Linked DNA regions of Mus musculus: all the other regions are linked to region 4. A link is a loop called in an ENCODE intact Hi-C map of the cell type or tissue named here. Cell type or tissue: heart. All regions are shown on one strand. Region 1 overlaps Fto (fat mass and obesity associated). Region 2 overlaps Gm36670 (a long non-coding RNA gene). Region 3 overlaps Fto (fat mass and obesity associated). Region 4 holds the start of Irx5 (Iroquois homeobox 5). Region 5 overlaps Fto (fat mass and obesity associated). Region 6 has its middle 25 kb from the start of Gm36670. Region 7 holds the start of Gm36325 (a long non-coding RNA gene).

Region 1 (4,000 bases), 870 kb before region 4:
TAGCCAACTTGGAGATGCTGAAGTTTCCCTCTCTGCCTGACTAGCTCTGTTCCTGAGCCAAGCCTGCGGAGGAAATGCTGGTTTTATAGGGTGTGTACAACTGTGCTTGTGTGAACTTTTGATTTTTGTTATGTTTTACATAGGCACTTAGGATCCTGCTTGCCGAGGCCTAATTGTTAGATGTCAACCTGACATTGAAGTCATAATCTTACCAAGCTGTAAACTAGGACTTAGAAATAAGTAAGAAAAGAACTCCATAATTCTGTAAAATAAATTGTTTAGTCATTTATTTTTTATTTTAAGTACATTGGTACTTTGTCTCCATGTATTTGTGTGAGGGTGTCTGATCTGGAACTGAAGTTACAGACAGTTGTGAGCTGCCGTGTGGGTGCTGGGAATTGAACCTGGGTCCCCTGGAATAGCAGCCAGTGCTTTTTAACTGCTAAGCTATCTCTCCAGCCATAAAACAGTTTTTATTTTAGAAGTATTTGATTTAGGAGTATTCCACCCTGCCAACAAGTGCAATGTTTAGTATTGTGATCACACAGCGAAGTTCATCACTAATTCACTGGAAAGATATCTGACTATGGCTGTGTGCCAGTCTCAGTCCATGAGTGCACACATTCGCTAGGAGTGGCAGTTAGTTAGAGGAAGAACCTTCTTTTTATTATATTTTATACTGAAAAAAAAAGAAACAAAGGAAGAAAGGAAGGAAGGAAGGAAGAAAAGAAAAGAAAAGAAAAAGAAAAGAAGAAAGGAAGAAAGAGAGAGAGAGAGAGAGAGAGAGAGAGAGAGAGAGAGAGAGAGAGAGAGAGAGAGAGAGATCCAAAACAAAACAGTAAACTAAAGGAGCAGCAATCTGGAGAATTTTCCAGAGCTCTGTTCTTTACTGAGAAAAAAAGAAAAAAAGAAATCAATGTTTCAGTGTCTCCCTTGCATACCACAGTTGGATCATTATCAGCAGAGTGAAGGATTGGGCCAAGATAAAAGGGATGTTTCTTCTAAATTAAGTTGAAGCATTGCTTTAGGCCTTTAAAAAAAAAGATTTCTAATAAACTCATGATAAATTATTTTTGCTATTGAAAGAGACGGCGGAGAATCATCTTTGGAAAAGTCCCCTGCTCTGTGGCTCTTAGTGCCGTGCCATGTGGTATTTGGTTATTAAGGTTGGATAGGCATTGGCTGGTGCGGCTGGCTCTGTCAGCCTTGTTCCTGCTCTCTGGTTTAACTTGTAAGCAGTAGGGGGCAGTGTTGAGCTGCCAGTTGGAGGTCCCAAGATGCTGTCCTTCAGGAAAATGCATATAAATGTCCCATTAACTGCCAGGAATTACCCCTGTTGCTTCAAGTTAGCTGTAATCTTCAAGATTCCATAACACGGGAAATCAGTTGTGGGTTCACAGATTCAACAGCAATTTTACTTCAAAAATGCAGCGTTTGGTGCGCGTTTAGATTCTGTGAAAGTCAGCTAATCAAAAGGGCATTTCTTGATTGTTCAAACTTTTCTTCCATGAAATATATTGCTCCAAATTATTATGACTTTAGACAAGTGATTCCTTGTTATCTTTTTGCGTTTTTGAGTTAATGGGGTCCTGTGCGTGTTGTGAAAAGGTGTCTTTGATCAGTGCACCTTCGTCTGCTCTGTAGCACACGCCTGTCCTTTTCAATAAGACCTTGGGCAGTGCACGTATTGGGGTTTTTTTTGCCTATGTGTTAAGCAGTCTTTGATGGCTCTTGTACCAGGGAAGAGGTGTGTGCTGTAGTTTCTGTCTGTCTTCCCGTCCTTTCTGTCGTGCGGTTGGGAGGGGTTGCCTCCAGAAGCCTACAGGAGAATGGAAAATGAATTTTGAAATAGCTGTTCCCCCATTAGTGGTAATTGCTGCACATGTCATAACCAGCCACATATTTCAGAAAGTTTAGTCAGCTGTACATAAACTCCCGGGCCTCTGTTCCCCACTCCCTGTCCCAGCAAGCATGCCCTGGCACACTGCTTATTCTTACTGCTTCTCTCCCGGAGGACGGTGTGTGTGCTTGCTCTTGTGATGTAAATGTTAGGCCCTTATATTTGAATGACATTCTGATAAAACATCACCTCTCCGCTGAATATTACTTGGTGAATTTATTGAGCATTGAGCCCGGAGCAGCCTGACCCTTTGCACCACAGTCAAGCCTTTCTTGCCTTCTTTGCTCTCCACTCAAGAAGCATTCTAACACTTGAGTACCAGTCACATATTTGTATTTTATTATTTTTTCAGCCAACCCACTGCCTCTCATCCAAGATTATTATGTTAGGAGGAGGCACTTCGGGATAGGAGAGTTAGCATTTGAAAGAAACCGTGCAAGCTTTTCTTGCTGGCTAAAGAGGAGTATGAAAAGCTCACATCCCCTGTGAGGCGACGCCGTCTCGCCATGGCCTGAGATCCAGTGGATAGGCCGTTTGTCTCCCAGGGGTTGGTATCGCTCTTTGCAAAACTGACATTTATCTTACCTATAAAAATGTTTTAACACTATCAAATTCGCGGCGAGACCGAGAAGAATGCCGGGGCTGAAATCCTCTAAATTGATGGCATTTACTCATTTCCTTTTGACCTTAAAAACCTCTGTTTTGTACAATGCAGAGGAATTATTCCGGGGAGCTTCCCGAGGAACGCCCTGAGAAGAGCTGGTGGTTTATGTACTGCGGGGTCTTTTTTTTCATGCTCTCCATTGCTGTTGCTTTTCCTTGGGTGGGGGGGGAGGGGGTGTGGCTCCTGCTTATCCTCCCTGTGCGTTGGACCATTTCCTGTCCCAACAGTCCCTGGGTTACAGTAGCAGCCTGTGCATGGCCATTGGCCTTAATAACCTTTGCCAACCGTAGTGGGTGCAAGCCAAGGCTGGATTATCTTAATGTATCCGTTTTGAATCAGAGTAAAATACAACATATAATTACGTTAGGTAAGCTATAGGCTACATTTAATTTACCCATTTATGTTAAAATTTGGCCCAGGAGAGCAGAGAGATGTGGCAAATGAGTGGGTGTTTCATTTCATAACATAACCAGGTCCTTGTTGTTAAAGTTTAACAGAGAAATGTTCATCAGAATGTAAAGGCGTCCCTGACAAGTTATTTATAATAGTTTAATTCCAGGTGAGTCACGCGTCTCTGCTTGTCACTGTGGTCTGCATAAATCATGAGGAAGCTTGCTGTGGAGGCAGCCTGCTGCTGCAGGGACGGGTCCTCAGCCTGTGGCTCCCACAGTTGCAGGGAATGAGCGAGCCAAAGAGCAGTTTTGTTTATTTGTTTAGGGAAAGGTTAATGAAGCTGTCACTGTAGCTGTGGATAAAGTTCTTTATAGTGAACATAAGAACAAGGCTGCTTCCTATGTGCTGAAATATATATCAAACATAATGGTATTTAGATAATAGCGCAAGTAAATTCATATTAAAATTCTTCCTAAATTAAAGATTTTAGGGGGCCTGAAAGATATAACAATAAAATATTAATAAATATTTCAGGCTCATATTAATGGTAAATCACCCAGATACAGTATGTATATTTATACATGTATATGTTTATCTTTCCCCATAAGTATTCCTGGGAATACTAAATTACATGTACTAACAATGTACTAACGTACCTTGCCTCCCATTTCACCCTGTTTTCATTTTCATCCTTAGTTGTGTGTGTTGTCTATGTGTAGATATGTACACAGGAATGCAGGTTGTCTATGTGTGGATATGTACACAGGAATGCAGGTGGCTTTGGAGGCCAGAGGCTTCCGGTCCCCCAGAGCTGGAGTTAGAGGTGGTAGTGAGCCAACCAGCATGGGTGCTGAGACTTGAACCTGGGTCCTTTGCAAGAGCCCGGCAAGCTCTTAACCACTGAGCCATCTCTCCAACCCTAGGGTCAGTATTTCTAATTTAGGAGCAGAGTATATTTTAGTAATTTAAGATGTGGAATGAAATGTCTGGTGGCTTTCAATTAAGATTTAAATTCCCTTCTCCCTCTTTTGACTGGGACATTG
Region 2 (4,000 bases), 370 kb before region 4:
TTTGTCTTTTGCTTACTAGCCTCATATGATGACAGTTTCGATAGCCTTGAGTTAACCTTTAAAAAAAAAAAACAGGGCTGGAGAGATAGCTCAACAGTTAAGAGCAGTGACTGTTCTTCCAGAGGTCCTGAGTTCAATTCCCAGAAACCACATGGTGGCTCACAACCATCTGTAATGGAGTCGGATGTCCTCTTCTGGTGTGTCTGAAGACAGCTACAGTGTGCTCATAAAATAAAATAAATCTTTTTAAGAAAAAAAATACTGCTAAAGTGTAGTACAATTTACACAATGGCTTTTGATGTCACGGCTATTGTCAAGGTCAGTGGCAGAGGGGGCCGTCATGTCCTCCTGTAGCAGTCACCACCATCTGCCTCCAGAATTCTCTGTTCTTCCCAATTTGATATTCTGTCTCCACCAGACAATTTCTCTTCATTCTTTTCCCACCGGTCCCAGCAGTTACTTTTCTACTGTTGGTCTCTTAAGCTTCACTTCTCTAGGTAGTTCGTGTACAGTGCTCATAGAGCATGGCAAGTCTCAATTAGAGTGGCTAGTATATTTGAATACTTGGTCTCCACTTGGTGGAACTGTTTGAGAAGGATTGGGAGGGCGTAGCTTTGTTGGAGGAGGTATGCCTTTGGGAGACAGGCTTTGAGGTTTCAAAAAACCCACACCATTCCCAGTGTCTTGTTCTCTCTGCCTCATGTTTATGTCTCAAGATGTCCTGCTGGCCACCATGGTCTCTGCCAAGGCGATGATGAACTCTCATCCCTCGGGAGCTGGAACACCCCAATAAACTCTGTCTTCTATAAGTTGCCTTGGTCGTGGAGTCTCATCAAAGCAACAGGAGAGCAACTAAGACACACAGCATCTGCTCTTTTCTGTCTGGCTTACTTCCCTTGGCATGGTCCATGCTGTAGGCTGTTTCAGAATGTACTTGCTTTTAAAGACTGAGTAATATTCCATCCTCTTTCCATAGCATATTTTGATCATATATCTAAGTGTCTTTGCCTTGTTTCCCTGTGGCTGTTGTGAACAAGGCTCCTGTGAACCAAGATACACACATTTGTCTTGAGAACTATGCTTCCAGTTCTTCGAAGTACATGCCTAGAAGCAGAATTGCTCAACCCCCAGCAACCCTATTTTTAATATTTTGAAGAATTACCATGCTGTCACCTGTAGCAACCATACCATATAACCTTCCTACTAACAGTTGCTAGTATTGCATTTTTTTTAAAAGCCAGAAAGGCCCATAAAAAACATTTGACTGAGAAAAGTGCCATCCATCTTAAAACAGATAAACAAACAAACAAACAAACAAAAACATCTATTTTTTTTCTCCAAAGCAGTAGTTTCTTTTTGTCTCCACAAACACTAGTGGGCTGGGTCTAGCTGGAGAATTCAATGTAATTCAATATAAAAAATTTAAAAACAAACCCAGAAAAGTTCTGTGGCTTCTGTGTACTCAGAGGGCATCTCCAGCAGTGAGATCAGAGTACAGGTGCTTTTCTGTTTTCCCAGTTCATTCTCCGTAGCAGCCAGGGTTACAAATCTCTGCCCTTGAACCACCCGCTTGCCCTGTGTTCGCTTTTAAAATAACTTGTCTTTTGGCTTCTGAAGCAAGAGGGCTGTTCTAGGGACCAAACTCCAGGAAGCAATCGACATGCCCCTGTATCAAGAGTGGTGTTGGGTGCTGGAGTGGTGACATGTGGCTTCCTGGTGTGATAGTGGGTGTGTGGGAGACAAACGCCATCTGGAGAAGGGGGGATGGGAGCCAGCACTGGCGAGCTGGTCACACTCTCTCCCTTCAGCACCTTCTTTCTCTCAGACATCTACAGCCACTCAGTCCCTGGGTTCTCAAAACTCTGATTCTGGGTGGGATAGATTTCTTCCAGCCTACCTTCAAATCATAGACTCAGCCTTCAGGGTGAGGACCCCCTCTTAGTCCTCTATTTAGCCCCAAACCTGAATCTCCTAAAGTGAACTCCACATTGGAGTCAGACAAGAGATTACCAAAAGGAGTTACTCTTAGTTTCCTGCAACTCCCTGGAGTTCTTTATTCTGCAGAAGCCCTCAGAAGCAGGGCTGGGCTTGTGTGTCTTCCTAAGAGAAGTAGACACAGATGGGCCCTCTCTACATCTCCACATCTCTTGGGTGAAATGGATGAACCCAGCATGTGCTAAGATGATTGAAGGAAAGGAGGACAGAGCAGACTCTTTTCCCCTCTAAGAGTGGACTTGTAGGTTTAATTGTAAAGAATAATTACTTCAAGACATTCTAATTTGTTGTGTACAATATAAATCAGCAGAACTCCATAGAATCATGTTTTTAATGAAGACCCCAAATAAAGTATTCTTTTACATTACAGCAGATGTTTCTTAATTCACTGGTGGCATACATTGGGGTATTAAGATTATTTCTTGGCATTTTATTATGAAGAACATACTTGCTTCATCAATTAAGTGGGCCATTAAAGACATAAACAAGCTTTTATGCACTGCTTTTCAACAGCTGCTGGTGGTCTACCAAGTGGTAATCCAGCTTTCAGCAAATATTCTTCAGCTCAAAGTCGCAAATGCATTTAATAGGGCAACTCTGGGTCAGTCCACAGCTTCCCAGATCCCAGCCTGCGGAAATTCTTCAACTGGGAAATGGACTGACAGGGTGTACTTGGGCAAGTTGCTTCCAGAATGTTCTGAAAGGAAAGCACGAGTGTGTGTGTGTGTGTGTGTTCAAAATAAAATGTTCATCAGTGAATAAGTGTAAGAGGAAGCACACATTGGAAAGAGAGAGTGAAGGTTCCACACTCTTGCAAATGCGATAACATGGGCCTTGAAAGAAATCAGCTGAGTCTGTGTTATGCCACAGAGGACATGGAGGACAATGTAGGTCACGGGCCCCTTCAGTCACTGGAGTCCGTTTGAGCGAGATCTGACCCCGCTGTGACAATGTTCCCAAGGTGTACAGGAGGGGCTTTGCATCCTCTAACTGGGATGGAAGCCAGATAAGATTTCCCCGTCCTCCACCTTGCACTTCCTAAAGATAACAACCGGGCTGAGAAGGATCGGGGAGCAGGCAGCCTAGGAAGTACAGAGGCCTTTATTATCCTTGGCTGGTCAGCTCCTTGCTTCCTGTGCCAGCAGTGGTCCAGAGGGTGCTAAGCTTCACCTTGCTAATGTACACAATGACATCCTCCTGGAGCTGCACTTTAAAAGGAAAAGAGCTAGGGAGCCAAGCCTGGGAGAAATTTGCAGCAAGCCTGGGTCACCCTCAAGCTGGGAGATGCTCAGGCACCAAATGAAAGGAAGAAAGAATTGATCTTCAAGTTGGGCCAATTCCAAATCTACTCTAAGATTTGTTATCAGTAGGAAGCTGGGTGCAGGGGAGGGAGGGAGGGAGGGAGGGAGGGAGAGAGAGAGAGAGAGAGAGAGAGAGAGAGAGAGAGAGAGAGAGAGAGAGAGAGAGAGAGAGAGAGAGAGAATGAATTGGAAGAATGCACCAGGTAACAGGGAGCCATTGTCACCATATATGACACACCAGATTTGTTGGTGGTCCTATCTCAAGCCTTAGAGAGGGTACCTGGGATGTGCAGTTGAAAGTATGGAATGGAGGAAGGCCTTCTGCCTTTTGTTCCTTTTCTTAAAATAGGGTTTAGTCATAAATTTTCTTTCCCTTTTTTCTTGTGACCGACGAGGGTTTATTTTTCTTTTTGTGTTCTGGTTCATTTTGTAGTTGGATATACTATTGTTCTGGGCTGGCAGAAAAAGGAGAGGGGAGGGAAGGCAGGAACCACATTGTGAGTGAACTTGGCCAAGAGAGTTAGGAGGTGACTTCCCCAGGAGACAGGGACTCTGCAGTGCATTCAGGCCATCAATCCTCCCCTGGTCACAGCTGCAGCACTCCTGTGACCTGATGGGACCAGGATGTTCCCAATGTGGCCTTTGATTTTCATGCTCACCTGATTGGAAAGTGAGGCTCCATGTTCCTCTTCTTTCGGGCTAAT
Region 3 (4,000 bases), 730 kb before region 4:
AGGCGGCCTTGACCATGCATTTCCTCAGATTGGCAGACAGGGAGCTGTGTTCGCTCCCACCTGTTCTCGTTGGCCACTCTGGGTCACCAAGGCAAAGACACTGAGGACAGACAGAGCTGGCACGCTGTTGCCACCAACACCAAACACTAGACACCTGTCCCTCGGCTGCTGCTGTCTTGTGCACGCGTGCCTGTGGTAGTGAACACTGAGGACTGGTATTTATCAATAAAAAGTGTTAAATGTTGCCCATTTCTTCCATTTTAGCTCCAATCTCAACCTGTCAATGAGAATGCTTTGAGGGAGACGTTCCTTGTAGACAGGTACAAGGCTCTGGGGCCAGTTTGTTCTTCCTCACTGGGTGAGACTGCCAGTGGAGGAAACTGAGTTGCATTTAGTGCCTTTCAGAGAATAGGAAAGGTATTTCAGAGAAAGACGCAGCTGTTTAAAGTGACTCTTTTTGCCCTTTCCTAGGGACCACAGCATCACACCTGTTGTTATGTGAGCATGAAGCAGCCACACACACACACACACACACACACACACACACACACACTAAGTACTGATACTTAGTGTCTAGCCTGTGAAGCTATGCTTGGAAGGTTCTGGAAACTTTTATTAGGTGGGGTCTAGGCAGAGGACGTAGGTCACTGGGGACTGGCCTATGGAGGTTGTGCTTGATGCCAGGTACTTCCTCGTGCACTATGCTTTCCTGTCCCCCACGAGGAGGGCAGCCACCACCTCCACTCATCACACCCACAGGGATGTTATACACAAGCCTAGGGAGCCAAACCTTCCAGAACTCTGAGCCGGTGTGGACCCTCCCTCCGTGGTTCTCTTGGTTCTCTTGGATACAGCTACTCAAGGCAATTTTTATACTTCCCATGTATACTCGAGATTCTGTCTCTGCTCCAAGTCCTTGCCCCTCTGGTCTGAGTGACTCTGAGGACTTTTGGGAGCTGTCAGGGGGACAGATTGGAGGGTACACCCCTTGTGAGTTAGCTGGTTGCTTGTACACAGCGCTTCTCTCTGTCCTGTCAGCATAGTGAGTGGGCAAGGTAGCTCCACTTTCCCAGGGGGAGCTAGGGCCTGGGGCGTCACCTGCAGTGAGTGAGTAGGGTGGAACTTGCCATGGAATTTATACTCTCCCAGAAAGTAGCTGTCAGCATCGGTCCTCTGGATTTTTAACAATAGCCCCCAAAGAAGGTGCTCAGGTACTAATGTCCCCATTTGCACACAGGAACCCTGAAATGCAGGGAGGCTAACTGTCTCTTGGGGGACAGGATAGCTGTGAGTGACACAGCTCAGACTACATCCGATCTTCTGACTCTTTGACCAACACTCTTCCCATTACACCAGGATTAACTCCACAGTCATGAAAATCTCAAGAACAAAGCGAACCTTAAGTCTCTATATAGCTTCATTCTTAATATGACTCCAAATTCCCATGTCAATCACACTGCAGTTCCCTGGGGGAGATGCATGAGGGGTAAGCTTCCCTTTGCAGACTGCTCAAACCAGGCCAAGGAGTGCTTGCCCCGTACCTAATGCATACTTACCAGCTAGTTCAGGGTAGAATCCGGGCCTGGGTTCGGGCATTGGCTACCTTTTGCTGACTCATGCCCTGGGTGTCTGCAGAAAATGCCCACTGGCAGGAAGAGTCAGAGGCTGTGTGCAGGAAGAGCGTCAGGTGTAGCTAAGAGGCAGCACAGAGTATCCCCATCCATGGAACAGGGAGCAAGCGCGTGACCGTGCGTCCTGGCCAATCCTGAAGGCAGGAGACAGCACTGCACTTGTGGAAATGTCCGCTGTCTCCCTGCAGAGGAGCTCGGATCACAGGGGAAGTTGCCGCACAGCCCCGCACAGCCGAGTGTGCTGCACTCACAAAGGTCAGGCTTTAATTACATGCGCAGTTAAATGGAAATACTGTAGAGAGGTCACGCTCATATTTCTTTGGCCTTCATTAACGTTATTGCTCTGTCACGTTCCCTCTCCTTGGATTTTAAAATGAAAGCTCCTTTAGCACACTTTAAAGGATTATTTGTTTGTAATCGCTCTTACCTCTGGAAGGGGAGGTTAGATCTTTGGCGCTGAGGTTGTTTGTGAGGGGGAAGGAAGCTAGGAGATAAAAATAAACTTTGCCAGTGCAGCCCTTGCTAATTTTATTTCAAACCTTGGGCTTTTTATAGCCTCACCTACTAATGCTTTTGATTAAAACACAAGCAAAAAACCAGCCAACATGAACAAGTTGAATGCCACATCTGTGCAGAAGATAGCAGCTCACTTATTTATGGCTCAAAGAAATGGAGCCTAAATTAAGCGAGCTATTGCTGGAGAGTGGATAAGCGGCCATTATGAATTATCCTTAATTATAGCGATTTCCTAAACTAATAAACCTGCTAAATCTTTATTGCAAAGGTTAGTTTACGCAGTGCATATAAAACCCGCATGTGCTCCGCATCAGCCACCAGCTGTCTGACAGTGTGCTGCTATTTCAGTGAGTGTTCACATAAATTTTATGTTGGTTATATTAACAGTCAGTCCATATCACTACCCACAGATGCCAGTAGACATAAAAATTGCTCTCTAGTGAGCCTAAATATCCCTAGAAGCTAGTTGTGTCTAATGTTCCATGTAGTATTTGTACGTGAAAGCGCCAGATTGGAGGGTTATTTACAGATGAATATTTCAATCCAGTTAGTTCACAGCGCTTACTTAGTCTTCCTTGCTGGCTTATTTGTATGCTAAATAATTCACCAAAGGTTCCTGTTTACTCTCTGTAGTAGCTTCTATGAAATGTAAACACGGAGCCAACTCTGGGTGCTCGAAAGGCTAAGCAGCTGTGTGTTTAAATGCGGGTCAGAGCAGCACATGCCGCCTCGCCCACGGGCTGCCTGCTACTCACTCTTAGGCACTCTTTCCTTTCGTTTTGTTTTGTTTTGTTTCTTTTTCTTTTCTTTTCTTTTCTTTTCTTTCTTTCTTTCTTTCTTTCTTTCTTTCTTTCTTTCTTTCTTTCTTTCTTTTTTTTTAATTTCCCCTTCTTGTAGGCAGGGCTAGGGCATTTTTGACTGGGCAGTCTTTTTCTAAATGTTTGTTTCTCGGTACCTGTCTGCATATCACTTCCAGAATCAGGATTAGCCGCAGCAAGGAAGAACACAGCCTTGGCTTTGAGACTACCTCTCTACCAAGGAGGGCAGGTCAGTCCTCTGCTCTTGAAATGCCCTTGTTCTCCATCCCAGCACCATGATTTTTTTTTTTCTGATAAATTTCTAAATCTTGAGATTGGCGAGGACACCAAGCAGGTCCTTCCTTTGTTCCTCAAGAGGCTTGAATTAGTCCAACCTCTGCCACCCAGAAGGACAGAGAGGCAAAAGCCAGCTCAAAGCGATCGGCCCAGCTGTGGGACCAGGACTGGCAAGGATCACTGGTTCCTAGCAGTTCCTGCGGCTCAGTGTACAGGTGAAAAATTCCTGGGTGCGGATGCTCACCGTCCTCACCACTTACCAGCAAAGAGATTGGAAAAGGGCCTCCTTCGTTTGCAGCCAGGCTCTGCCAAGATCATGAGAGGGTTCAATAGCAGTGCTAACTTTTTATTTAATAATATTGATTTTATCATTTTTACTACTTACAATTGGGATTGGTCGGCTGATAGTTATTTGACCTCCCTTTGTGCATGGCTGTGGAGTGCTTCGTTAAAGCTATTGACATATCTCTCTTACCCACTCTCCTCCCAGAAGCCCATCTCCGCAAATAATATTGAGATGCAGTAACTGTTCCCTGATATTGATTTCAGATCGTGTTCATCACACCCTTCCCGGGGCCAGGCAGAGAGCAGCAGCCCTCGTCTTGTAAACCTTTGACTGCTGCAGGCTTAAGCATCTTTCTATCTTTCAAGCAATAACAGCAACCATATGCATGCACTCCCCGAAAAATTACCCAGGAAATGAAAGCATTTTTTTAACCATGGCTATTTTTATGCATACATTAATTAAACTTATCTCTC
Region 4 (4,000 bases):
AAAGGAGGCATCCCATAAACACTGCAGCTATGCACTTGATAATATGAAAAGAGAATGATTTTACATCACCAAGGCTCTTGGGAAGGCTCTTTCCTTCCTCAGACCTTAAAAGGGATACATTTCTCTACTGTTTACATTTTCAGTATTTCCCTGTTTCATGCACACTAAACGCGTCTTCCTCAACAGATTGATTCCAACCATTAATGATTGTCTGCCTAACAATACAGCCCTCTATTTTACGCTTTGCTTTAGAAATTGAGAGCCATAATTCCACAAAGACAGAGCACAAAGAAAGCCAACACAAAGTATTGCCAAAAAGCCACAAGTAGTATCAGAGCATGCCAGAACACTTAACATTAAACTATCATTCCTCTCTAAAACTTCTGTTGCCAAAGAATCTGTCTCACAAAATCTGGAAGCTCAAAGACAGCTTTCAAGAGCAATTAAAGTCTCCAAAAGCAAAACTGTACAAAATTATGTCCTCTCCTTGTGTCTCCATTTATAGACAACATTTTCTCTGGATCTTAATTAAGATAACGATGCACACCTGTGTCAACATTCTCCAGCAAGACAGCCTTATCAATCATAATCCTTTAAGAACACTCGAAAACAGCCAAGCGATAGGACAGAAGCAATCTGTTGCCTTTCCTGATGCTGCTGCTGTGTCTCAGCCACAGAAATGACGAGATCTTTAAAATCCTGCGGGTCTACTTTTGTAAGTCTTTAAAGTTTTCACTGTAAACAACTATTACACTAAGCAAACAGGCGTCACCTCCTTTGCACTTGATAGAAACAATGACAGCCCTACTTGTCCAGAACTTGAAGAGCAAGCGCCATGCCAGATCTTGGCAGCACAATCGTAGGTCTTATTTTAAAGCTCGATGTTTTAAGAGCTAGGCATAACTAGATCCGTGCAGACACGACAAACCAATAAACCCTTGGCAAGTTTTTAAATGAAGCTTAACAAGCCAACATTAAAAACAGAGTAACCTAGCCCTAGTACATGTTTAGAAATATACAAATGCAGCAGTAAGGGGGAATAAACGAGTCTTGGTGATCTGGCATGAGGGTCCTACCTCTGCTGGTGTATAAAAAGCTTCAGCGACAAGAGACCCGGAACTACAGCTAACAAGTGAACAGTTTCCCAAATGGAAAAGCTGACGGAACAGAAAGGAAAAAAAAAAAAAGGTGTTTGTGTGGGGAGGAGTGTTGATTCTCCCCTAGTATCAAGATAAAAAGTTAAAACCTTGTGTTTGCCAGCAAGAATGTGTTTACCAAGCGAGAATATAAAAGCTTTCTTGTAAACATGGAGAAAAGGACGCCAGATGCTATCTGAGTTCCGTCTGCCTGCTAATGATCAGCTTTCGCCTTCCCTCTCTTATTAACGCGGTTCTGTATCAGACGCAGGCGGCTGAGGCCAGCAGAGCAGCAGAGCCATCAGTGTGCAAATAAAGCAGAAAATAGAGACATCCTTAAGAAATGAGCCTTAAATTTGATGTAGAGCGGAGGTGACAACCAGAGAAACAAAATCGCAAATTCTAAATGTTTCAATATCTTGCAGGACACTTTCTAGTCCTTCACACACACCAAAAAAAATAAAAAAAATAAAAAAAATAAAAAAAAAGAGAGAGAGAGAGAGAGAGAGAGCAGAAAAAATATAGAGTGGGGAGCAAGATGGGGAGGGGGAGACAGAAACAGTCAAGTCGCCCAAGTGGCAGGATTATGTAATGAGGATGTCTGCGTGACAGACTTGGGCTCTCGGTGGCACAAACCTCCTTGGCTCGCTTTCAGAAGTCTTCGTCCTGGACCAGAGCCGAGACACTGATGCCGGGGACACGCGTGGGCCAGGGAGACACGCCCACGCGCGCCTGCCCGCACTCAGACCGCGGGGCCCTGCTGCGTCCACCGCCATCGGCTTGGTGCGCGGCTCTGCGCGGGCCGCGGACGCTCCCTCGTGGCAGGCCGCGCCGACCGTTAGCCGGGCTGAGCGGGCGGAGCCGGGGGGCGGTGCGGACGCGGGAGGCGGGGACCCGCGCGTCGGGGCGGGGACGCTCCCTGAAGAGCTCCGGCCTACCCCGAACCCGGAATGGTCAGCCCGAGAGGCAGCCTCAGGCCGCCGCACGCTCTCCAGGGCTCCGGTTTCGCGTGCCGATCAGTCTAGCTCGCAGCCGCCCGCTTCAGCAGCCGACCGCTTCTGGTCTCCATGACAATACGCAGCCAAAGACCCTCCCAGCCACGCCCCCTGGCGCTGGAACTCCGAGGGAAGCGGATTACGTCATCCAGAGGAGGGGCTAATGGAGACCAACGCCCAATCAGAGGCGAAGCTGTGTAGGGGAAGGGCGGGGTAGGCCTAGAGGTTCTTGGAGAATGTAGTCCGCGGGGTCCAACCTCTCGGGGGCGGAACCTGTATCCTGAGTGCTAAGTGAGGGGGCAGTCTGCGCGCGTGCGTGAATGCGCGCCGCGGTGCGGGTCCCTGTGCGATCCGCGTGGGGTTAGTGTTTGCCACGGCCCCAACCGAGCAAACTGCTTGCTGGCTAGTGAGAATCATTACAGGAAACTTTGTGTATTGTTACGCTCCAGCCTGCGCGTGGCTGGGTTGTGAAAGGCCACAAAATGCTTGATGTGTGGTGTGTGCACTCTGCCGCCGGCGGTCCTGGTTTACCAGCGCCCCTGTCTGTCCCAAAGCTTCAGTGCGTTTGTAATTTGCGGCGGCGGGAGGTGGAGACCAGGGACTAGGGTCTGTTTTGCCTTCTCACTGTGTGGCCGTGGGGGGTTTGGGGAGGGGGTGTTCCGAGAACTCTGCCTGGGACTCTGTGGTGTGTGTTTGCCGGGCCAGCGCCTCGCTGAACAAACAGCGGTTGGGTTGGACACTGTTCACTGCCCAGTGTTTGCAGTGGAACTGGGGCGGGGGCGAGCGAGGGTGGAAGGCGACTTAGTGGAACAAAAGGGGCGAGACCCCACACCCTCCGGCTCCACAGACCTGACGGGGCAAGCTGCTCGTGGCTAGACATGAGAAGCAGGCATCGCTACTTGGGATGGCAAGGGGCCGGGGGCGTCTGGGGGACCGACTCGGGTAGAACAGCTTCTCCGTCGGGCACTTCTTGCCCACTGCCTTCCTCGTTCCAGAGAAAAGTCACACCCCCAGCCAGAGACCCCAGAGTCTCCTCTCTAGCCTCTTCTCGTCGTCTGCCAGGGATGGGTGGAAGGAAGGGCTAGCGGGGCCCCTTCTACTTAGGCCTGGCTCTTGCCCACCTGCTGCAGTTGCTGGCGCAGAAAGGCGGTCATCTCGGCCTCGCTGTGCCCTGAGCGCCGGCATCCATCGACTCTCCCTGGGATCTGAATTCCAGGTCTCCAGCTCAACCTAGAGACCTCCGGCAGGAGGGAGAAGCCACTGTGGAGCGTGGAGGGAGAAAAACCACCTCCCAGCCCAGCTCTCGGGAGAACAAGACGTCCGCCAACTTCGCTATTCGCACTGGCGAGGAGGGCGCAGAGCGTTCTCCCGAGCGCAGCCCGCTGCATCTTTCCCTTTGTGTTCCCGAACGGCCCGAGCCAAGACTAAGGCCAGTTGTACGTCGAGATTGCCGCTCCGCCCAGAGTTAGCAAAAGGAGAGCAAAGTTGGAAGCGATCGGCGCGCTTGGGATGTGATTGTCATCCTGGGGCCGGCGCTCGAGAGTCTGAGAAAGAGAGAAGGAGAGGAAGAGTCGGGAGGGAGGAGGGGGAGGCCGGGCAGAGGAGGAGAGGGGGGTGGCGGAGGAGAGGCGGGCGCTAGGGAGGGGCGAGGGGAGCGCCAGTGAGCGGGAGAGGAGCCGGGGAGGAACAGGGAGAGGGCGAGACGCGCCTGGCGGCCGGGTTGGCTGCCGCCGGCCAGAGGCTCCTGCCAGTCCCCCCACCGACTACACCCCGGGAAGGAGGAGCTTCGCGCGCACACAAGGCGTCAGAATCCTCAATTTCCAACTTAGCATCTTGGCAGGACCTTTGCAAAGCCAAAAGCAGAGCCCC
Region 5 (4,000 bases), 970 kb before region 4:
GAGCCACAGGCCACTTGGGTTGCTCCAGCTGACTGGCTTTCTGGGTGTCAGGGAAATTATTTTATTGGTAATGGGCACAGTGTAATATATTCCTCTCCACCCTGTGTGGCTATTTAATGCCCTGAAACATGCCCCGCTGTGGCCATGGCCTGTTAACTCTGCTTATTTGGTGTAATAATTAGCAGAATTTCTCACTAACAGGGGTACTTACCAACACCTCACACCTCCGCTGTGTTTTTGTACGTGATGGATTGTACATTCTCAGAAAAAGCTGGGAAGGTCAAAGCTTAACCCGGGTCTAACAGGGCTACCTCCCGCACATTTGCTCAGGATAGGTTTATATTAACTTGCTTCCGAGCGTCTTCACACCGGAGCAGCATGTAATACAAACATGTCCGAGCTTTTATGTAAGGGCTCAGTGAAGGTTTGTAAACACAACACTGTTAATTTTCTACCTTGTAGAGTGATAGAAAAATAAATGAGTAGCCGCCTGCATTGGATGACATTCGGTACTCGGAGGCCTGTGTGTTGGAAGTGTGCAAGTGTAAACAGTGGTGTTTACACACTGGTGGTGTAAACAGTGGTGTTTACAACAGTGGTGCCTGCATAGGCACCACATCTTGGGTTAAAATGGAGAAGAAAAGTTACACATGGAATTTTAATATTTTCCATGGCTGTAAGTTAGGCTCCATTTAATTCTTTCTGGTTTTACAAGTCCTTCTAGGCTCCTACTATTTCTATGCCAACAATTTTATCATTTACAGAGCATGATCAGAATTAACTGACAGAAGACCAAACAGGCTAGAAATAAGTTGAAAGCAAGAAATACTTTAGTTGGGCCATTAGCTTATCCTCCGTGACCATAGGCAGCCTGTATACCGTATCTTTGCTTTGATTCTCTCATTTCCTACAGTTGGCATAACGCCCTCTGCTCTCCTGTGTCTGCTGAAAAATAAATGGGAACTCTTTAAAATACCTCTGCTTGTATTTATTTTCCTAGCCCCAAATAAATGTAAGGTGTGGTTATAATCACCCAGGACGCCTAAGGAGCTTCCGGTGTTGACGCCAAGATGAATTGTAGAGATCTTAAAGGGGCGGTTGTTACAAAAGGTTGTTACAAGTTAAGTTCTCTTGGACTTTGCCACTCATGCTTGGAGGACATACATGTATATTATATGTTATTTGTTTTTTCTAGACAAGAGTTTCTCAGTGTAGCCCTGACTGACTGTAGACTAGGTTGGTTGGCCTCAGACTCACAAAGATCCGCCTGCCTCCGCCTGCCTCCGCCTCCTGAGTGCTGAGATTAAGTACATTTGCTTGGAGCAGGGCTTTCTTTGTGAGTTCTAGCTCACTTTAAACACCTGGCACTTTGACGCTTCTGCCTCTGTTCACATCCATGTCTACCTATGGTGTGTGTATGGGTTTGGTTGCAGGAAGCAGTGACGAGAGGTTGTTTCTGTATAGCATCCTCCTGAGGAGCAGAGAACTGGGCTCAAAGCTAAGCTGTAGTGGCTTCCGAAGCAGTGTTACGGGCTAGCCTGTCAAGGAGTCCCACATCTGCCACATGTGGGCAGGAGAGGATCAGGAAGCCATGGTTAGAATGGTCCGTTTGTAAGGACAGACAGCTATAGGTGAAGCCAGAGACAGCCAGGAAAAAGGAAGGTGCCACCGTGACAACTGATGTTTAAGTGGAATGAGTTTGTGACCTTTCTGGCCTTGTGCTGGAAATCCAGTGTTGGGACAACTACTTTGTCTGCAGAAAAAGCCCAAGGTTCCTGGTGCTGATTTTCTTTCTGAGTCTCGTAGATCAGGCCAGGAGCCTGGTGAGGCCTAACACTTCTCCGGAGCCTTGGCTACAAATTGACTCAAACCAGTTTTTTGTTTCTTTCCCAGCACAGCAAATAGCTAAGCAGGTACTGTTTAAGTATGTGGTCAGTGCTGTTAACTCCCACTACCACTGTGGCACTGTGTTCATTATGGTCCTCTCTGGCTCCTGGAGCTCTAGATGCTACAATTTAGTCTCCACCCCCTGGTTCAGGCCCAGCTCCTGCCTCCCTGGGCTTTCTCAGTCATCTTCCTTATCTGGCCCTCCGACCTCCAGTCTTGGTTCCTTTGAACTGAACCATATTATAAATAGAGTTAAAACACAGGGCAGCAAATTAAACACTCTCTCTCTCTCTCTCTCTCTCTCTCTCTCTCTCTCTCTCTCTCTCTCTCTCTCTCACCAAAATTATGCCTTCACTGTGTTCCTGTCCTTCTCAAAAGCCTTTTGTGGCTGCTTATTACATTCAGGATGGAATCCAGACTACTCAGCCAGACTCTCTGGACCTTCCATAATCAGGGCACAGTCTATCATCCTCGCCTTATCTCCCGCTCTCCCCTGCTGAAGCCGACTGTTAGCCAGAGGTCTAATCACCGACGCTTGATCGGCTGCTTTGATTACTGACTTTTTAGCTCTGCCGCCCTTATTACCTGGCGAGCTGTTTTCTGCTTTCTTCTTCTCATCACCTTGGCACAAGGTTCTTCTCTCCTTTGTTCAGACTTCTTAGAGCACTGTTGACTAAGGCGTTTTTATTTTATTACCCGCATTGTTAGTTTTCTTTTCCCCTGTTTTTCATGTAGGCAGTATAAATATTTGTTATGGATTGATTGATCTGTTGATTCTGCGTGGCTCTGACAGCCACTTGCTGGGGAGAGGGGGATGGTGGAGGGTCAGCGTGGGGCTGAAGCAGAAGCCCGGCTCTGTGACTTTGCCCTTTTGATTTCTAGTGAAAGGACAAATTAACTATTTGCTTTGAGCAAACTAATGCAGTGTTTTGTGGATTTAGGGTTTGAAAAGGACCCTGGGAGGGAAAGCCTGGGAGTTGAGCTCTTAGCCTGTTTGCCAGGCTGGAGGAGCTCCACTCTGCCACAGCCTTGCCGTTTGCTTAAGTGAGGGTTGTGAAATCACAGTGGAATTTGTGGTTGCTTGCCAGCGAGGAGGAGGAGGAAGAGAGGTTCTGAGTAAATTAGACATGCAAATTAGTAGGGCATGGGGCTCTAACAAATTATACAAGAAGTCCCAAGAAGTCCATTTCATCTTCTGTCTACAGAGTGATGCTATGTGTGTGCACATGTGTGCATGTGCTTTGTATGTGTGCCTATGCATATGTGTGTGTGTGTGTGTGTGTGTGTGTGTGTGTATGTGAAGGCAGCTATTAATATATTTTCTTTAGAAGTTCTCAAACCTTTTGTTCTCCCAGCTCTTTTGTAGTAAAGTTTATTTAGAATCCCCAAACCTCTTGTTTCTGTAGAGGCTTGTCTCCAGGCAGTTACTATGTTTGGAAACAAACAGAAGAATCACAAAACAACTTTATTCATTTAATAATAGCAGTGACTGTGACTTTTTTATATAAAAAATAAGTTTTCCAATACAAAACTTTATCAAAAAGATTTACATATTAGCAAATCTTTTTATTGTCTAGCAAAACTGGGTTTTCATAGCTGATGTTGTACCTAGTTGTTCTACTGTTTTGTTCTGCTGTGTTGTTTTGGTTGAGGCTTATGAACAAAATCCAGTCTTCCTCAGGTCTTGAAGGGAGAGTGTTTGAGTGGGCTTCTTAGTGTTAAATCGTCATATTTTCCTTGATAATGTACTGAAACTTGACAAGGGTCAGCTTATTTTTTATTTTTATTTGTTTATTTTGTACAATGATAGTTTTTTAAATTAATAAATGATTGTGTAAATGGAGTACATTGTGACATTATGACTGGTACATATGTTGTGGGATGGTTAAAGGAAGCTCATTAGCATATCCATCACTTAATTATCATTTAGAACCTGGTTTTTTTTAACAACTTAGAAATTGTACATTGATGTGAGCTAGAGTCACCAGGGCTTACTCCTGTGTCCATCCAAACTTAGTAACTCTTTGACATTTATTTCTCCTTTCTGTCCCCGATCCAGATGGCTCTTCTCTTCTGTGTTTCTGCGGGTTGGACTGATTGTCCACATGCAAGG
Region 6 (4,000 bases), 390 kb before region 4:
ACCCCTGAAACCTGCAGCAAAGCACACTATTCTTCCTCAAACGCTCAGGGCTGGGCTGTGGGAGAGAAAGTGTGCCTGCTGGTCAGGAGGCACCTTCTGTATAGCGAATCTGTTTTGCCTAAATACGGATTGAGTTGGCTTGGCTTATTGGTACATTTGGTTTTAACCTGCTACATACTAAAAGCTGAGGTAGCCATTGAAGAATGCAGTATCTATCTATCTATCTATCTATCTATCTATCTATCTATCTATCTATCATCCACCCACCCATCCATCCATGCATCCATGCATCTATCCATCTATCCATCCATCCATCCATCCATCCATCCATCCATCCATCCATCCATCCAACCAAAGCTGGATGCTGGGCTCTGTACTGGGATACAAAGATGCACAAAGAGATCCAGCAGGAGAAGAGAAATTCATGAACAGCTCATCCGATCATGACCACCCTCCCTGATACGTGGAAGGCAATCTATAGTGTAGCTATGCAGGTATCAGTGGAAGGAGTGGGGTCCTTTGCAGGGCAGTCCCTGCCCACTTAGTATCTTTTTGCTGACTGAAATAAAAGCTCCCTTTCTCAGTACACCCTTTGCACTTTTGAAACTCATTACAGCCATTCCTTGTTATCTGTGAAAAATGGTTCCAGAACCCGCCCTGGGTCAAAATCTGAAGGTGCTTAGTCAAGTCCCTTCAGTAATTTGGCACAATATCTGTATAACTGCATCTTTTTTTTGGTGCTTTTCATCAGCTCTAAGTTACTGGTTAGCCTCAATGCAGCACTGATGCTGTGGAAATGACAATTGTCTCACATCACTTAGGGAGTAATAGTGAGAAAAATGTCGCTGCTCAGTCCACTACACGTGCACGATGCAAATGCAAACGGTGCTCGATGGAGACTGAGGCATTGGACTGGGGAAGGCAGGCAGCAGGCAGCAGCAGCCTGAGTAAGGCTTGCCGTTCATACAGAGTGCCCAGCATCAGGCAGTGCCAAGATTTGCTCTTTGGAACTTTGTGAAAATGAATTTCTTTTTTCATCCTGGTTGGTTGAGTCTGGAGATGGCAGAGCCTGCAGATCTAAGGGTTCCAGTTGTCGTTTGCCAGAAAACTGTCATCATAAATATAGAAGTCTCTAAAAGCAGTGACGTAAATGTCATTTCTCAGGTGTGATCTTGTGCAGCGGGCAACCTTTACAGTTGTACATACATAGATGAAATCCCCATCTACCTGGGCCCAGAAGCCCGAGCTGCCCTGATTGAGAGCTGGAACAGACATGGCTCCCTCTGGCCTTTTCCTCGCTCTGTGGCCCCATGTAAAATCATTTCGTATGAAGAAAACCATTACCAAACCTCCATCCCAAAGCGTGGTGGTTTGTATATGCTTGGCCCAGGGAGTGGCACTATTAGGAGGTGTGGCCTTGTTGGAGTAGGTGTGTCACTGTGGATGTGTGCTTAAGACCCTCATCCTAGCTGCCTGGAAGCCAGCCTTACACTAGCAGCCTTCAGATGAAGATGTAGAGCTCTTAGCTCTGCCTACACCATGCCTGCCTGGATGCTGCGATGCTCCTACCTTGATAATAATGGACTAAACCTCTGAACCTATAAGCCAACCCTAATTAAATGGTGCCCTTTATAAGACTTGCCTTGGTCATGGTGTCTGTTCACAGCAGTAAAACCCTAAGACATAAAACCTAGGCAGATTAATGTGAAGGTTATACTGTAGATGTGTCACAGTCCTTAATTTTGTAGTTCAGGGAGAGTGAACCCACAGCTAACGTTCAAGGCTTGAGCAGGACTGGAGGAGAGATGTCAGCAAAAGATGACCAAAAAGGTGAGAGGGACAGAGTGGAAATGGAGTCACAGTTCAAATGGTCCACGGACAAGATCAAAGGCAGCTGATTCTTAATCTACTTCCAATGTGTGGCCTCTTGCAGATAATCTGAAAATCACTGGGGCCTTGATTAACCCCCCCTCATACAAAGAACGTCTCTGTGGGGGCCCTGGAAGGTCCTGGTGGGAAGATAGCTGCCAGCAAAGACCATGGTTAGGGCTGTGGTGGCGGCCAGTTAGTTCCCCTTCACTACCCAAAGAACAAGCACAATGAACGTTTAGATGAAAAAGCGTTGTTGGGGCTCATAGTTGTGAGTTTTCAGTGACTGTCTGAGGCATATCATAGCCAGAACTCTCTCTCAGTGAGACAAACTGCCCACCTCATTGGCCAGGAAGCAGCAAACAAAACTAAATACAAAACAAAACAAAACAAAACAAAACAAAACAAAACAAAACAAAACAAAACAAAACTCCACCAAAAACAGGAAAGAGACAAGATGCCAGGGTCTCACAATTCCTTCTCTCTAATGACTAGGCAGCTCTCCAGCAGGCCTCATCTTTTACTGATCCCACCACCTCCTAACATCGCCCCCTAGGGGGTGAAACCGTTAGCACACGGACCTATGGGGCAGACGCTGGAGGATGCGGGGTTGCCCCCAGAAGCCTCCTTTAGCACAACAGCATGACTTGCCCTTTCTCCTGTCTCCACGCCGGCCAGGGAGGGCAGGGGCCTCATTTCCAGGCTCTGGAAGCACAGCACGGCTCTGAAAACACGACCCCTTGGCAGAGTCCGATGGGAAGAGGAACTCCAGCGGAAGCAGATCCATATCTGCTGCCGAGCAGCCTTGTGTCCTCACATGATGGATGGCACTGAAGGAGGAGCTAGAAAACAAATTATTGTGTCTCTTCCCCACCGACAGGTCTTTAGTGGGGCCGACCGGGGAGAGGAGATGCCGCCGATTAGAAAGTGCTTCACAATAGGCGCTCCGCACAGGAAAAGTGTCCCGAGTTTATCTATTGTTAAGTGATATAATTTATCGTCGCTGAGGGTTAAGGAGCAATTCCAGTTCTTTCCTACTTCGGGAACAGAGATTTGTAAGATAATGCCCAAATTTAGACACTGAAGAACTGTCTGCAGAAATGTTCCCCAAAGGCGGGCCGGCTGGTGCACGCTGGAAGCCAAGTCATTCACGGAGCTAATTTGAGGCTCTCCTCAGAAACTATATTTGCTTTCCGAGCGCATGGTGAGTTTTCATCTGGGCTCTGACCAGCTGACAGCTATGCAAGTTTGTAGATACCAGTAATTGCGTATAGATAACCTTGATGGTTGACCTCGTCGGAGCCGGGCCTGGCGGCTTTCCATTGTTTCTGGCTTTGCCAGTTGCTACTCAAGTGCTGCGGGATGAATTTATATATTAAGAACTCGCAGCAGTGGGAATTGCTTATCACTCCTCGTTCCATGCTGTAAGCTTCTATTTACTTGACTTAGTGAGCTGGGAATAAAAGCCGTGCTCCGACCGTTCACTCCGAGTAGCAGAGGGCAATGTGTTGAAAAGCTATCCTAATTTCTAAAAACAAAGGGAAAGGAGGAAAGCACATGTTTGTCTTCTCCAAATCTCAAAGAGAGGCCCCTCATCTCACCCAGCCACTGCTCCTGTCTAAACGGGTTCCCAGCCATCTCTCAGCGTTCCGTTTAGCTCGGAAGCAGGGTTTGAATTCTACTCACCACCAGCTCGAGGCCCTTGTGTTTTAAGAGAAACGCTGCAAGCAGCTCAGAATTTATGTTTAATTCAGAGAGATGCTTTAAAAAGTCTCTGAGAGAGAAAGGTGATGGCGATCCTGCCGTGAGGAGGGTGCGGGGTGTGTGTGTGTGTGTGTGTGTGTGACAGGGCCACATAAAGACTGGAGTCTGCGTTAGCACCAGACACATGAGCTCATCCACAGAATCTTAATGCTGTGAGCATCTCTGCTGTGTGTGGTTCATCCATCTCTATCTGGATCTTTTTGCTTTTTAAATTTTTTTATTATTTATTTATTTATTTATTTATTTTGGATGGATGAAATATCAGCAGTGAACATGGCTGGCACTGAAATTAGGAAGACAAGATGTAGCTACTGGGAACGACCTTTTTCTGGACGCATCACTGGAAAGAGAAGCTGGCCGGTGTTTG
Region 7 (4,000 bases), 640 kb before region 4:
CAAAGTGGGTCACCCCGTGATTGGGTACCCGGCACCTAGCGAGATGAGTGGAATATTCCTTCGCTCATCCCTTAAGTCATTTTCTCGGATCATCGCAATATTAAGACTGCCGAAGGCTTGCGCCTCAGGTGGCCCGGTGCATGAAGCCTGCTTCGTTCCACGCCACTGTCCAGGAAGTCCCTCAGCAAGAGTGTCTGGAAAGAAAGGAAAGAACTGCAGAGAGGTGTGGAGGAGAGCCACTTTCATCAGCCTGGCTTTCAGGACGGTTGGGAGCCCGGAGCGCGATCGTGTTACACTCCCCTCAAACGCGCCTTGTTCGCCTCTTCCCACCTCCCCCCTTCCTTCTTTTCTTTTGAGTGTTTTTTTTTAAATGAAAGAGTTTTTTTTTTTCCCTTCCAAATTGCGCTGCGAGGCAAATTCTTGAACGGTGTAATAGAAAATGTTAGACAATATTCCTTACCGGAGCGATTGACATTTTGGATAGTTCTGACACTTTGATTTTTCTCAAAACATATGGATCAAGCCTGGTTGCCTTATTGGACAGGAAGTCCTGTTGAAAGCTCCTCCCTTATCTTCCTTTGTGTTTTGCCCGCTCTGTTTGCTCGTGGCTTTCTCTCTGAATATAATCGTGGTTTTCTTAAGCTGTCCAGGGAGTCGCTATTGCCTTACTAAATATTTCATGGAACAGAGCTCACGGTACCTGCCAGCCATCTCGTATTTGTTGTCAAAAATAAAGGGTTCATCCTTGGGGGGGGGTGGCGAGAAAGAGAAGGTTTATTCTGTTGTTTTTATTTTAAAGTTTCTCACATGCAGCAAATGCACAAAGCCCCTGGAAGCCTAGGAGGGGCGTCTTTCATTTGTTGGGGACAAGGATGGCCACATATTTATTTATTTACGTATTTATTTACAGCTTATTCAGCTGTGGAAGGCTCCTGCCTCAGATTCTCAGTTTCCTTGCGGTTCCCTTTCCTATTTGTTCAGAAGGGAAAAGTTCAAAGCGCCTCTGTCAGCCGAGGGAAAAGCTTGCTGCATACTAACCCTCCAGCCCCCGCCTGCGATGACCTTGAGAGAGGAGCACTAAACGGCCCCCCTTGCAAACCTGCATGTGTGTTTTGTTAGACCAGGTCGGCAGGGGTCAGGGCTCACCTGAGGCCAGCAGCCGGCCTGCCTGCCTGAGCAGCGGGGTAATGCATTTTTAAAAGGGACATTCTCGCCTTTGAATGGGCTTAATATGGTCTCTGTTTAAAAACCTGTCAGAATCCCAAGCACACACTCCATAAAATATAAATAAGTACTTACTGTTTGCAGATGTTGCTTGTTTTTCATAATGTTTGTGTTTGAAGTCTGGAGTCCTCACTTCCTGTCAGGCTCCCTCTGCCTCACTCCTCCTGGTTTTCTGAAGGAACAAGGGGGCTTCAGATGGCAATTTCCCAATGAAGACACTTTCTGTTAGATCTGTCAGTGTCCCCGGCTCAATTAGCATTTCTTTTTCCTCTCTCTCTCTCTCTCTCTCTCTCTCTCTCTCTCTCTCTCTCTCTCTCTCTCTCTCTCTCTCTCTCTCCCTCCCTTCCTCTCCTCTACACTTACATTAACTGGAAGGAATTAAGGAAGGGGCTGAGGGGACCGGCTGCCATCTTGGTGCTCTTTCCTGTAGCTGGGGTCTCATACTCCCTTGCTTCCTGCCTCCTCCCGCTGCCCCCCCCCAAGTTCTCAGTGGTAGTGCAGGCGTCTGGTTGATTTCTTCCTTCATTTCGCCACAGAGCCAGCCCATCTCTGACCCATGATGCCAGCTCTTCCTCACGCTCTTCCTCATGTCTCCAACTCTCTCCCATCAGCTCCAAAGAGAGCTGGTGATGGCGCAGGAGGCTCTGGCTTAATCTCTTTTCCAAGTCATTTTCCACATTCTTGGTGGCTGCCAGATGCCCTCACGAGCCTGGTGAATGATGGCGCATCTTCCCCCTGCCCGCTTTTTAACATGACCAAGTCTCTAGGTGGTGTATGCCGAGGCAGTTATACAAGTCATTGTTGGTTCTGCAGGTTTTCCTTTGATTGGCCTGGACATTTTACTATCGCACCCTCTTGAGCAACCAGCTCACTTTCGTACTCTCTTGAGCAACTCCCTCACATCCCTGTGTGCCTGCCAAGGCCCCGAGAATATGTGTCTGTTTAATGTGCTTCTTTTTACTGTAACTGATTAGCTATAAAAGGTCAACACAACCTGTTTCCCAGCTCTTCCTACACTTTGCCTGGCAAGTGTCTGTTCCACAGAGTGCAAGGCATTGGGGGAGGCTGAGGCAAGAGGATTGTGAGTTCAAGGCCAGCCCGGAGAAGTATGGTGAGACCATGTCTCACACAATCAGCAAAATAAAACACAGAAGTGTTTATGCGAACAGGCTCGTGGGAGGCAAGTGCACCCGATTCTCCTGCTTGAGATGCCCGAGGTCACCAATAAACTCCAGAGCGTAGAGCCCGCTGACCCTATCCCCAGGGAAGAGGAAATATCAGACTCCCCTTTAGCCACGTCAACAGAAGCTCTGTAACAAGCATTGCTTTGCTCTCAGTTTGCTTTATTATCCGTCATTTGAAAGGAGGGAGAAAAAAAACAGAAAGAAAGAAAGAAAGAAAGAAAGAAAGAAAGAAAGAAAGAAAGAAAGAAAGAAAGAAAGAGGAAGAGAGAAAGAAAGAGAGAAAGAAAGATCGATCCACCCACGCCCTGCCTGGTTTCTAGGCAGTTCATGGGTGTGTGTATGTGGGGGAGGGGGGGTTGGGGGCAGGATCTGATCTAGACGCATGCTCAGGACAGCATATCCTGATGAATCAGATTGGGGTGGGGTGGGGTGGGGGGGAGTCGCTTTATCTGCAAAGCCTAGGAACCAGGAATCAAGATGGAGTTCCCTCAGCCCCAAAGCCTTACCAATTGATACAATTTGAAAATGGGCAGCTGGAGAGGCTGGGGCGAGCTGACATAATGACTTCTATAATAGCAGAACATTTAAGGTTATAGAAATAAAGAGAAGAGGGTGAAATCAGGCCCGTTGATCTCTGCCTGCAGGCTCTCCCTGCTCACTGGAAGCTCCGGCAATTATTTCTGCTCTGGCTTTCCCCTCCTCTCCAGAGCAGTCTGTTTGAAATGAAGCAGAACCAGGCATGGCAGCCTTATCAGTGTTGTTAGCTGACAGGGCGCCCAACACACCTGCTTTTACTTGCTGCTCTTTCAGGGGCCCTAATGCCACAGAGAATGTTGCTTGGGCCCTTGTAATGTGTAAAGATTCATTTATTTCACCTTTTGAACCTGCCTGGCCCCCTGGGTCTGTGCTGTGAATGGGGCGGGATTGGCAAAGGCTCCCCCCACACACACTTAGAAGAAGCTGGTAATTAGGGGTCTGGCCCTGAGGTGGTTGCCATGATAGAGGTTTAAAAGAGGGGTGGGGGCTCAGTCAAGGAGGCACTAGGAAGAAGGGACTGGGGGAGGGGGATGGTGACCTGTGGCTGTGGCCTCCCTGGCTCCAATGTGTCCAGAGAGATCCAGGTACCCTGACTCTCAAAGCATTCCCCAGCATCACACCCTGCACCTGCCCCTTGTTTTCAGTCTGATGGAGATGGCAGAGAAGGTTTTAAGGAGTCCTTTTGGCTTTAGTCTTCTGGCTGTGGGTGCATCCGCAGGCAAAGCTAAGACTCCCCAGTGACCATCCCGTGAACTTTATTTCACAGGGCTGTATTTACCGTTACAATTACTTCCCAGTGTAATGGGGTCTGGGAGGGATAGTAAACCTAGCCATCAATGACTCTGATAAAATATGAAGATCTGCAGGCGTTCTGACGTTTAATTAAACTCGATTAGTTTCTGTGTTGTGTTTTTTCTTCTCCTAGTTCAGTGCCAGTAAATACATCTTGTTTTAGACCTCAAACATTTCAATAAGCATTTAAGAAGGAAGGGCTAGCTCTCCAATACCTGGTCTGTCCTGCCGGTGCCCAGTGCTTTCTTTCCCTCCTCTTGTGT

The links. Hi-C counts contacts between places; a loop is a spot of excess contacts. Peaks named below come from ENCODE experiments on the same cell type or tissue, not always from the same donor. Only the 100,000 strongest peaks of a DNase experiment are listed, where the experiment ranks them.
Region 1: it touches region 4 in a loop (6-fold over the local background); 4 of 42 quality-filtered maps call a loop at or near these places.
Region 2: a loop joins it to region 4, with 2.7 times the contacts of the local background. A loop is called at or near these places in 2 of 42 quality-filtered maps.
Region 3: a loop joins it to region 4, with 4 times the contacts of the local background. A loop is called at or near these places in 2 of 42 quality-filtered maps.
Region 5: it touches region 4 in a loop (4-fold over the local background); 16 of 42 quality-filtered maps call a loop at or near these places.
Region 6: it touches region 4 in a loop (7-fold over the local background); 5 of 42 quality-filtered maps call a loop at or near these places.
Region 7: it touches region 4 in a loop (2.0-fold over the local background); 4 of 42 quality-filtered maps call a loop at or near these places.

Annotation. Positions count from the first base shown.
Region 1 is chr8:91,487,063-91,491,062 of GRCm38, forward strand. All of the region lies in intron 7 of Fto (fat mass and obesity associated), which reads left to right. Among named protein-coding and RNA genes, the nearest start is that of 4831440D22Rik, 21 kb to the left of the region's middle. In heart, no CTCF peak of the experiment used is centred here; no DNase peak of the experiment used is centred here.
Region 2 is chr8:91,986,385-91,990,384 of GRCm38, forward strand. Gm36670 (a long non-coding RNA gene) reads right to left here. Exons shown (of 3, transcript XR_879094.1): 2 at 3,956-4,000; 3 at 2,393-2,692. Among named protein-coding and RNA genes, the nearest start is that of Gm36670, 3.5 kb to the right of the region's middle. In heart, no CTCF peak of the experiment used is centred here; DNase peaks (open chromatin) are centred at 1,687, 3,067 and 3,867; H3K27ac peaks cover 1,491 bases.
Region 3 is chr8:91,628,038-91,632,037 of GRCm38, forward strand. All of the region lies in intron 8 of Fto (fat mass and obesity associated), which reads left to right. Among named protein-coding and RNA genes, the nearest start is that of Gm36325, 85 kb to the right of the region's middle. In heart, a CTCF peak has its summit at 1,795; a DNase peak (open chromatin) is centred at 1,744; H3K4me3 peaks cover 674 bases; H3K27me3 peaks cover 1,095 bases.
Region 4 is chr8:92,353,916-92,357,915 of GRCm38, forward strand. It overlaps Irx5 (Iroquois homeobox 5), which reads left to right and starts at 3,881. Exons shown (of 3, transcript NM_018826.2): 1 at 3,881-4,000. Crnde (colorectal neoplasia differentially expressed (non-protein coding)) reads right to left here and starts at 2,205. Exons shown (of 4, transcript NR_110452.1): 1 at 1,773-2,205. In heart, CTCF peaks have their summits at 1,960, 2,164 and 3,850; DNase peaks (open chromatin) are centred at 2,286 and 3,866; H3K4me3 peaks cover 4,000 bases; H3K27ac peaks cover 3,937 bases; H3K27me3 peaks cover 256 bases.
Region 5 is chr8:91,378,982-91,382,981 of GRCm38, forward strand. The region is part of intron 1 of Fto (fat mass and obesity associated); the gene reads left to right. Among named protein-coding and RNA genes, the nearest start is that of Fto, 67 kb to the left of the region's middle. In heart, a CTCF peak has its summit at 1,563; a DNase peak (open chromatin) is centred at 2,940; H3K4me3 peaks cover 544 bases; H3K27ac peaks cover 1,677 bases.
Region 6 is chr8:91,964,545-91,968,544 of GRCm38, forward strand. No RefSeq gene overlaps it. Among named protein-coding and RNA genes, the nearest start is that of Gm36670, 25 kb to the right of the region's middle. RefSeq lists an enhancer at 1,787-3,759. In heart, CTCF peaks have their summits at 2,434 and 2,638; DNase peaks (open chromatin) are centred at 2,577 and 3,057; H3K4me3 peaks cover 1,246 bases; H3K27ac peaks cover 2,173 bases; H3K27me3 peaks cover 1,503 bases.
Region 7 is chr8:91,712,795-91,716,794 of GRCm38, forward strand. It overlaps Gm36325 (a long non-coding RNA gene), which reads right to left and starts at 2,021. Exons shown (of 3, transcript XR_387906.3): 1 at 1,588-2,021; 2 at 1,300-1,396; 3 at 1-194. RefSeq lists an enhancer at 1-3,731. In heart, no CTCF peak of the experiment used is centred here; no DNase peak of the experiment used is centred here; H3K4me3 peaks cover 2,279 bases; H3K27ac peaks cover 4,000 bases.